Linked DNA regions of Homo sapiens: region 2 is linked to region 1. A link is an interaction called in ENCODE POLR2A ChIA-PET data of the cell type or tissue named here. Cell type or tissue: MCF 10A. All regions are shown on one strand. Each heading gives the region's core, and the rest is flanking DNA. Links, peaks and the distances in the headings are about the cores only.

The links. ChIA-PET counts read pairs that join two places held together with the same protein. Peaks named below come from ENCODE experiments on the same cell type or tissue, not always from the same donor. Only the 100,000 strongest peaks of a DNase experiment are listed, where the experiment ranks them.
Region 2: POLR2A ChIA-PET joins it to region 1 with 14 read pairs; 2 of 35 experiments call an interaction of 5 or more read pairs at or near these places.

What each region holds. Positions count from the first base shown.
Region 1 is chr15:93,834,470-93,839,550 of GRCh38, forward strand. No RefSeq gene overlaps it. Among named protein-coding and RNA genes, the nearest start is that of LINC02207, 20 kb to the right of the region's middle. In MCF 10A, for the core only: no CTCF peak of the experiment used is centred there; a DNase peak (open chromatin) is centred at 3,182.
Region 2 is chr15:93,940,629-93,945,709 of GRCh38, forward strand. All of the region lies in intron 2 of LINC01580 (long intergenic non-protein coding RNA 1580), which reads left to right. All of the region lies in intron 8 of LINC01581 (long intergenic non-protein coding RNA 1581), which reads right to left. Among named protein-coding and RNA genes, the nearest start is that of LINC01580, 42 kb to the left of the region's middle. In MCF 10A, for the core only: no CTCF peak of the experiment used is centred there; a DNase peak (open chromatin) is centred at 1,993.

The DNA of each region.
Region 1 (5,081 bases), core at 1,661-4,160:
CAAAATACAAAAATTAGCTGGATGTGATGGTGCATGCCTGTAATCCCAGCAACTTGGGAGGCTGAGGCAGGAGAATTGTTTGAACTCTGGAGGTGGAGGTTGTAGGGAACTGAGATCTTGCCACTGTACTCCAGCCTGGGCGACAGAGCAAGACTCTGTCTAAAAAAATTAAAATTAAAAAGAAGAAAAGGAGAAATAAAGTGATATTATAATTTGTTCATTGGGATGAATGTGTATATTAAAACATTTTTTAAAAACTTCATGATACTTTTAGGAAGGAAAATAGAGAAACGAGTTGTGGGAGGAATAAACTTCAACTTCATCCTTAATCTCCTATTTTTTTAATAGAAAGTGCTTGAAATAAAAATTGGCAAAATGTTAATATTTGTTAATTCTGGTACACAAGTAAATTTTACATTTTTTGTACTTTTTGTATTTTACTAAGTAATTCAGAATTTTAAGATTGTCAAGGAAACTATAAATGCACTAATTAAGTGGTTAATATTTGTGTATGTGTGTGTGTGTTTCTTTATTGCTAGATTTCATGCCAGTATTTTTTCCAAAGCAAGATTGACACATGATCCTTTGAATAAATGAACATTTCCATTTTAATTGACTATATTAGTCCTAATAAGTTAACATGTTAATGTGTGCTTTATGTACATAATTCTTCAGTTACAGGCAATAAATTACTGTTATGTTTTTACCATGCGCAATGAACAATCATAAGAAAATCAGGAGGTGGAATGTCATAACAAGATGCATATGCAAGATTGAAGAAAAAGGACAAATACAAAAAATAGGGCACAAATCATCATGACAGAGTAACCAATACCCCACTTTTTTCAAAAGAAAAGATTACTAGTGTGACAGGATTGCAAAATAAGTTCATTCCTTAGGTAAAATTGTGAAGAAGAGGAAGTCTGCATGGCCATTTGTGCAAATAAGGCATGTTGGGTAGTAAGTAGCAGAACACACACCTCAAATTGGCTTCAAATAGTGATGGCAAGCATTATTTACATCACAGAGGGGCAGACAATGCAGTGGCTGATCAGAGCTTTCCTGATACCATCATGCTTTTTAGAGGCCTCTGCTCTGCCAGCCTGGGAGTCATCTTCACCCTCAGGCTGGTAGACTCCAGTCTCTTAGGTCAGAATGGGATTAGAGACCCGTTCCTGAACCAGTCACACACAGCGGGTGAAACTGCTATGATTGGTTTAGACTTAGAGACTGGAATGGATGCTGGTGAGTCCCATTATTTCTGCCATGCTCTTCCCGGGGTTGTTTTTTCCCCTATGTTTCCTTGTGTTTATGCTCTTTCATTTGCTCAACGCCTTGTTTTTCTTCTTGCTATTAAAATTGAGGTGCAGATTCCCATGCCAGTTTATAGTCACATTTTAATTTGTGTCTTGTCAACAAAAGCATATTTGGAAAATATACTAATGGATGTCCAGCTTCAGTTACCAAGGTAGAATTGAGCAGTACTAGATAGTGAGGTTTGAAGTTATCTGATTTTCCTCCCATTCTTCCTTCCTCTGTCATTCTCTTGTAAGCAATATCATTGCAGAAAACTTGAGAAATACATATGCAAAGGAAAAGTAGAATTGCCCGTAATGTCACCACTCAGAGAGAGAAGCTTTATATTTCAATCTGTGTTCTTACAGTGAATTAAACCTTGGGAAATTCTGTATAAAACTTATTTAGAGAATTATGTTTGATGTTGATGAAAAAAGCCAAACTCTGTAAAATATTTGAAGAGGTTATCTGAGCCAATATGACTGACCATGGCGTGGGGTACAATCTTGAGAGGTCCTGAGAAAATGTGCCTGCGATGGTTGGGTTACAGCTTGGTTTTATACATTTTAGGGAAACTGAAGTTACAGGCAAAAACATAAATTAATACATGTAAGGTATACATTGGTTCAGCCCAGAAAGTGCAGATTGGCAATTGGCGGGGGTGGGGCTTACAGGTCACAGGTAATTTCAAAGATTTTCTGATTGGTAATTGCTTGAAAGAGTTAAGCTTTGTCGAAAAAGTTGAATTCAGTAGAAAGAAATGCTTGAGTTAAGATGGGGAAGGCTGTAGAAGCCAAGGTTCTTGTTACGTAGATGAAACCTCTAAGCAGCAGGCTTCAGAGAGAAAGGATGGTAAATGCCTTTCTTTGGACATTAAAAGGTTTTGGAATCTCAGTTAAATCTCTTCTGGATCCAGTAAAGACCTAGTAAGAGGAGATTCTATACAGAGGCTAATTTCTGCCACAAGAGAGGGCTTTGCAGGGCCATTTAAAAATATGTTAGAGAGGACGGGTGAGGTGGCTCAGCCTGTAATCCCAGCACTTTGGGAAGCCCAGGTGGGTAAATCATGAGGTCAGGAGCTCGAGATGAGCCTGGCCAACATAGTGAAACCCCGTCTCTATTAAATATACAAAAAATTAGCTGGGCGTGGTGGCGGGTGCCCATAAACCCAGCTACTTGGGAGGCTGAGCCAGGACACTCACTTGAACCCAGGAAGCGGAGGTTGCGGTGAGCCAAAATTGCACCACTGCACTCCAGCCTGGGTGACAGCGTGAGACTCTGTCTCAAAAAAAAAAAAAAAAAAAAAAAGAAAAAGAAAAAGAAATATATGTCAGAGAACTATATAACTATATTATATTTTGGGGTAAAATATTTTGATTTCCTTTAGGGCATGCGATGTGTCATGTGATGCTATCCCAGATTCAGGTTAGAATTTGGTATCTTGTTGACACAAAGAGTCTGCTTTAGCAGTTACATGATCTCTATTTTAATGTTAATGCTGGTCAGTTGTGCCTAAATTCCAAAAGTGAGGGGGTATAATGAGGTATGTCTGAGCTCTTTTCCCATCATGGTCAGGAATTCAGTTTTTCAGCTTCCCCTTGGCCCAGAGGGGTCCATTCAGTCATTTGGGGGATGTAGGATTTTATTTTTGGTTTACAATGTATATTGGTTTTCTACACACTCTTGTAGAACTAGAGAAGGGAACTGAAGCTTCTCCTAAGCGCTCAATTTGATATTTTCTTCCTGCCTCACATGCCTTTCACCCCTGCTTTAAGAAACATGTTTGTGCCTGTCTGTTGAGACAGCACTAAATTCTGCATGAACAAACATCCAAACTCCAAGGGATTAGGGTTTGCTCCATAGTCTGGCTTTATTTCAACCCTGAGGTCTTAAATTGGAAGAGCAACCAGGGCTCACAGGCACTGACTCACCTTAGAGACTCTTGCAGAACTTTTGCTCCTGAAACCCAGAGACAAAGAGAGGTGTGCCTGGGAAAGAATGCTTCCCCTGACAAGAGTCGTGATGGAAACTCTTAAGTCATGAGCTTCATTCTTTGGGCTAATAGCACCCGATTCTGCCAAAGCCCAAACTTTCTTCAAAGCAGAAGATCCAGGATCTGTGAGCTGTGAAAGTGACACTGAAAAATTACTTATTGTGAGTTGAACATCTGGCTGCCATATAGTTTTTATTCTTTTCACACTGTTCTCCCCCACCACCGTCTTTGCCACCATTTACCAAGGGTGGAAGCCAGTGTTGCTATGCTTGGCCTTGCAGACATCTCTCCTTGCAACCATTGTTTTGAATGTGTGGATTGAAGTTAAAGGCAGTCAGCTGCAACTGCTAGTGGCTCCCAGGAAGATTGGCCCCTTCATTACACATCCCTGCCATTGTCATCCATAGAATGATTTAAAACTCCCTTTCTCACTTCTTCTCACTTTGGATTATTTTCCCAGAAAGCTACTCTTTGATATGTGAATGACGCTTAAATAGTATCTAGTGAGTGGAAAAGGTTAAATAGATTTCTTCATGGTCAGAGTTGCCAGTGCTTGGGTAGATATGCCCTGAATTCCCTGCCTTGTTCCAGACAGACGCCATGATGCTTATGCCAGCAATGGCGTCTAATGGGTAGAAACTGTATTTACATAAAGCCACTTAGCCATGGGCTCGATTTCTTGTTCACTGACTGTGTAGATAATGGATATCTTTCTTAGTCTCTTTTAGCTATTGTATTAGTCAGGGTTCTCTAGAGGGACAGGACTAATAGGATAGATGTATATTTGAAAGGGCGTTTATTAAGGAGTATTGACTCACACAATCACAAGGTGAAGTCCCACAATAGGTCCTCTGCAAGCTGAGGAGCAAGGAAGCCAGTCCGAATCCCAAAACCTCAAAAGTAGGGAAGCCAAAAGTGCGGCCTTTAGTCTGTGGCTGAAGGTCCATGAGCCCGTGGCAAACCACTGTTATATATACAAGAGTCCAAAAGCTGAAGAACTTCGAGTCCAGTGTTTGAGGGCAGGAAGCATCCAGCATGGGAGAAAGATGAAGGCTGGAAGACTCAACCTATCTAGTCCTTCCACGTTCTGCCTCCTTTATTCTAGCTGTGCTGGCAGCTGATTAGATGGTACCCACCCAGATTGAGAGTGGGTCTGCCTCTTCCAGTCCACTGACTCAAATGTTAATCTCCTTTGTCAGCACCCTCACAGACACACCCAGGAGCAATATTTTGCATTCTTCAATCCAGTCAAGTTGACACTCAATATTAACTATCACAACCATTATTCTTTGATCTGTAAAATGGCAGTCAGAATACTTAGCAAATAGATTTGTGTGAAGTTTAAATAAAATGACAAAATTAAATACCCACAATTGTAGAGCCTAGTATGTGGTTAGCAAATATTAGTTTCCCCACCACCTATCTCTCTGTGACTCAATGTCCATAGCTGGTATCCACAAAGAGAGGGCAAAAGCTTGTAATGTTAGCATAGTTCACAAACTAATGGGTTAGGAGGCTAAGATAAGACAAATCTTAAATTTTTTCTTGCTCCAAGATTTAAAAATTGTTCATTCAACAGACTTAAAATACAGCAAAAATACACCAGTAACACTCAAAGATAGAAACAGTGGGTGGATGCTGCCTCTGTGGCCATTGAAAGAGAAGCTAGGTTTTCTAGAATATACAGTTCTGTGAGATGTCACAACAGGGGGTTCTTAATTTTACAGCCCATGAAAGCATAAAAAGTGACCAGAAACATCAGCAAAATTCTGAAAACAACATCTCATTGCTG
Region 2 (5,081 bases), core at 977-3,476, 110 kb after region 1:
AATATGCACTTGGATATTCATTACAGCACTATTCACAATAGCAAAGTCATAAAATCAACCTAGGTGATTTGATAAAGCACATGTAGCACATATACACCATGAAACACTACACAGCCATATAAAAGAATAAAACCATGTCCCTTGCAGCAACATGGATGCATGAGGAGGCCTTTAACCTAAGAGAATTAGTGGAGAAAGAGAAAACCAAGTCCTGTATATTCTCACTTGTAAGTGACAACTAAATATTGGATACTCGTGGACATGAAGATGGGAACAATAGAAACTGGGAACTACTGGAGGTGAGAGGGAGAGAAGGAAAGGGTTTTAAAACTATTAGGTACTCTGCTAAGTGACAGGAGCATTCAGACCCGTAAACCTCAGCATCACACAATATATTCAGACAACAAACCTGCACATGTACCCCCATATCTAAAATAAAATTTGAAAGAAATAATTGAATTAGTCCTGAAATAAATAATTGAAAAGTCCTGAATTATAACAGGACATTTCAGTTTCCATGTCCCATTTACATTTTGCATTTCAGTGTCTGCAGAGTTACTTTATTTACCCATCTGATGTCCTTGAATGGGACCACAGGCCTGTGCATAAGAAGGGAGGGTGAACTGATATCTATTTCAGAGGACAGGCTTATGGTGCACAATGTACAGCCAGTCAGCAGAAGCCTCAGGTTTTCCCAAGATGCACCACTGCAGCCAAAGGCCATCTGAGAAAATCTCCCAGGAGGAGCTTTTTCTCCTGGATGTCCAGAACCTTGCATAAGAAATCAGACAGGACGTGTAGTTCAAGCTGAGCGGCAGCAAGCACAATGGAAAGTGAGGGGAGCTGGTTTCTTTCCATGGGAAGTGTCCATAATGTAATAGAAATTGTCTATAGGGTAATAGATTTCAAACTTTTTTCTCCTCCCCTCTGCCACCTTTAAGAATGTGGAATCTTATTCAGGATTCAATTATCTTTTCATAGATCTTAATAGAGCAGAATGATTTGAAACCCTGGTTGCCCACTGTCTTCCTCACCTACCTGGGCTTTCCAGAGTATTTTTTGCAGAAATCTGGGGATCCTGGAAATACGAGGTGAAAACTGCAGAGCTGGATGATCTCTAAAGTTTGTTACATCATGAGTATTCATGATTTCATGAAGGTCACATGGGGAAGCCAAGACTCCAGTTGAGTCTTCCGATTGCCCTCAAATTGGCTCCTTCATTCCTCACTGTGTCCAGCCATGTGTCCACCCACAGCAGTAAAGTCAGTTAAGGCCAAGTTTCCACTCTCAGGAGACGCATGACTGAACCTCACAGCCTTGCTTTGGTTTGGGGGAAATGACCTTAGCTTTGGGCTCCCGGTCCAGATTTATAAATGGAAGCTGAGAGTTGGCCCTTTGGGGAGACCTAACAAAACACTCTTCACTTTAGCATTGTTCAATATCTAGTCATCTGAAAAGCTCTGTCCACGTCTCCATGTTTTATGGCACTCCCTCTTGTTTACTTTGTTTCAATCACTGTGGTCTTCCTTCACTCCGTAAAACTAGAACAGCTTTGCATCACAAGGCCTTTGCGTATATTGTTCCTGCTGCATGCAATGCTCTTTCCTTCGCTCTTTACCAGGTTAACATCTACTTCTTGATTCAAACTTCAGCTCAATAGTTCCTCTCCCAGGAGATACTTCTCTGACCTTTTTGTCCACTTGGAACCAGTCTATTGCTCATGCTTACAGTGAAAGGCAGCTGTCTTTCATGGCCCTTAAGCCAACTGTGAATTACAACTAGCAAACTTACCATGGCAAATAATCTGTGTGATTATTTGATAAATATTTACTTTCCTTTCTAGACCAGGGATTGGAAAACTACAGCCCTCGGGTCAAATCCAGCTCACCATCTGTTTTTGCAAAATTAAGTGTTACTGGAACATAGCCATGTTAACTCATTTGCATATTGTTCATAGCTGCTTTCACACTGTAACAGCAGCGTTAAGTAGTTGCAACTACCCACAAAACTAAAATACCTGGCTCTTTAGAGAAAAGCTTTGCCAACACTTGCTCAAGACCATAAGCTTCTTAAAAACAGGAAATATGACCATATTGCTCATCATTTTGTCCCTCTGCAGCTAACCCAGTTCCTGACATATATTCCTGGCTCAATAAATATATTTTTAATGAATGAATCAATGAGTGATTGACAAACACATTAGTTATATATGTGGAATATAGTCAGAATTACAGAGTAGAAAATTGCATCAACAATATAGGAAAGAAAGCCCTGTTTTTGAATGGCATTTTTATTTTTTAAATATTCATCATTATCAAAAAAATGAGAAATAGAAAGTGTATTGGTGAATGATTTAATATTCAATGATATTAGAGTTGGACAAATCAAAATAACAACTAATCTTGTGTTGAATTAAAACATAAAATCGTGATCAACCATCCAAAGCAAGTGTTTCCATGCAACTAATACCCTCAAATTGCCCGCCAACAATTCAGCCTTTTTAAATGAGGCATGTAACTAATAGATTCTATTTTTTAATACTATTACAAAATATGACTTGTTTCTGGTTGATTTAAAAATATTTTATTTGTTGCACAAATGGCCTAAAATATATATAAAACAATCATATTGCAAATTTTGCTATTCTGTGAGAAGGCATGCATTTTTTCCTCTAGGGACAAAAAATACAGTATAAATTGCCTCCTTGGTAGATAATTTCTAGCTTTTGACTATAAATTGATACATTAAATACACACGGAGAGACATATATTTAGAGGGTATTATTTTGCTTCATTTTTGAACTTAGTTTAAACATTTATTTTTTGCTGGTTTTGTAGAACAATAATCAATGCACAGATTGGGGGCCAGGATGGGGTGGGGAGGCTTTGATGGTATATTGACAGTTTCCTGCTTGGCGACATCCTCAGCCTTTCACAAGGCCACAAGTAATTTACGATGGCAATAAAGACCTGAATATTTTTCTGTATTCAAGGTAGCTCCTTGCTTCCAGAAGAAGCATAGCCCTGCTTTTGAATGTGATCCACGTAGTAGATGTGGAAGACAGCCCTTAGAAAGAGAGGCCATTAGATCAGGAAGCAGCTGTCTGGCAGTCCCTGTTCATATTCAGCAGCCATTCCTGAGACGTGACTGTCACTGCTAAGCAATTTCCCAGGGCCTTGTTCGTTTGGCACACTAGACAAAGCCAGTCTTGGCTCGGTATATCTCAAAAGGCAGGTCTGTACCATAGCAGATTAGTGCACAGGCTTATCTCAGTTCAAAAGCTGCTTCTGCCACTGAGTAACTGCTTGGGGCAAGTGCTTGGACCTGGCTGTGCCACAGTTTCTTCATCTGTGCAGATGGAGGAAATAAAGCAACCTGTAAAGAAAATGGTTGGAACCATCTCAGGCGCACAGTAAGCACTCAATAAAGGAGCTATCATTATTAGCTTTTTTTAGATCAGACATACATTTTATTTATTTATTTATTTATTTTTGAGACAGAGTCTCACTCTGTTGCCCAGGCTGGAGTGCAGTGGCGTGATCTCGGCTCACTGCAACCTCTGCCTCCTGGGTTCAAGCAATTCTCCTGCCTCAGTCTCCTGAGTAGCTGGGATTACAGGCGCCCGCCACCACGCCCGGCTAATTTTTGTACTTTTAGTAGAGATGGGGTTTCACCATGTTGGTCAGGCTGGTTTCGAACCCCTGACCTTGTGATCCACTCGCCTCGGCCTCCCAAAGTGCTGGGATTATAGGCGTGAGCCACCGCGCCCGGCAAATTTTATTTATTTTTAAAAAAATTTTTGGGGTACATAGTAGGCGTATATATTAATGGGGTACATGAGATGTTTTGATACAGGCATGCAATGTGAAATAAGCACATCATGGAGAATGGGGTGTCCATCCCCTCAGGCATTTATCCTTTGTGTTACAAACAATCCTATTATGCCATTTGTTATTTTAAAATGTACAATGAAGTTATTATTGACTTTAGTCATCTTATTCTGCTATCAAATAGTAGGTCTTATTAATTATTTCTATTTTTTTTGTATCCATTAACCATTTCGACCTTCCCCCATCCCCCCACTACCCTTCTCAAGCTCTGGTAACCATCCTTCTACTCCCTAGGTCCATGAGTTCAATTGATTTGATTTTTAGGTACCTCAAATAAGTGAGAACATGTGATGTTTGTCTTTCCCTGCCTGGCTTATTTCACTTAACATAATGACCTCCAGTTCCACCGTGTCGTTGCGAATCACTGAATCTCATACTTTTTTTATGGGTGAATAATACTCCATTGTGTATATGTACCACATTTTCTTTATCCATTCTTCTGTTGACGGACACTTAGGTTGCTTCCAAATCTTAGCTATTGTAAACAGTGCTGCAACAAACATATGAGTGCAGATATCTCTTTGATATACTGATTTCCTTTCTTTGGGATATATACCCAGCAGTGGGATTGCTGGATCTTATGGTAGCTCAATTTTTAGTTTTTTGAGGAACCTCCGAACTCTTCTCCATAGTGGTTGTACTAATTTACATTCCCATCAACAGTGTATGAGGGTTCCCTTTTCTCCACACCCTTGCCAGCATTTGTTATTGTCTACCTTTTGGGTATAAACCATTTTAACAGGGTGAGATGATATCTCATTGTAGTTTTCATTTGCAATTCTCTGATGATCAATGATATTGAGCACATTTTCATATGTCTGCCATTTGTATGTCTTCTTTTGAGAAATGTCTATTCAAATCTTTTGCCCATATTTTGATCAGATTATTAGATCTTTTTTCTGTAAAGTTGTCTGAGCTCTTTATATATTCCAGTTAGCTTTTAAAACAGAATTAAATAGGTTGGGCACAGTGGCTCACGCCTGTAATCCCAGCACTTTGGGAGGCCAAAGCAGGTGGATCATGATGTCGGGAGATCGAGACCATCCTGGCTAACATGGTGAAAACCCGTCTCTACTAAAAACACAAAAAATTAGCCAGGCATGATGGCAGGTGCCTGTAGTTCCAGCTACTCGGTAGGCTGAGGTGGGAGAATGGCGTGAACCCAGGAGGCGGAGCTTGCAGTGAGCCGAG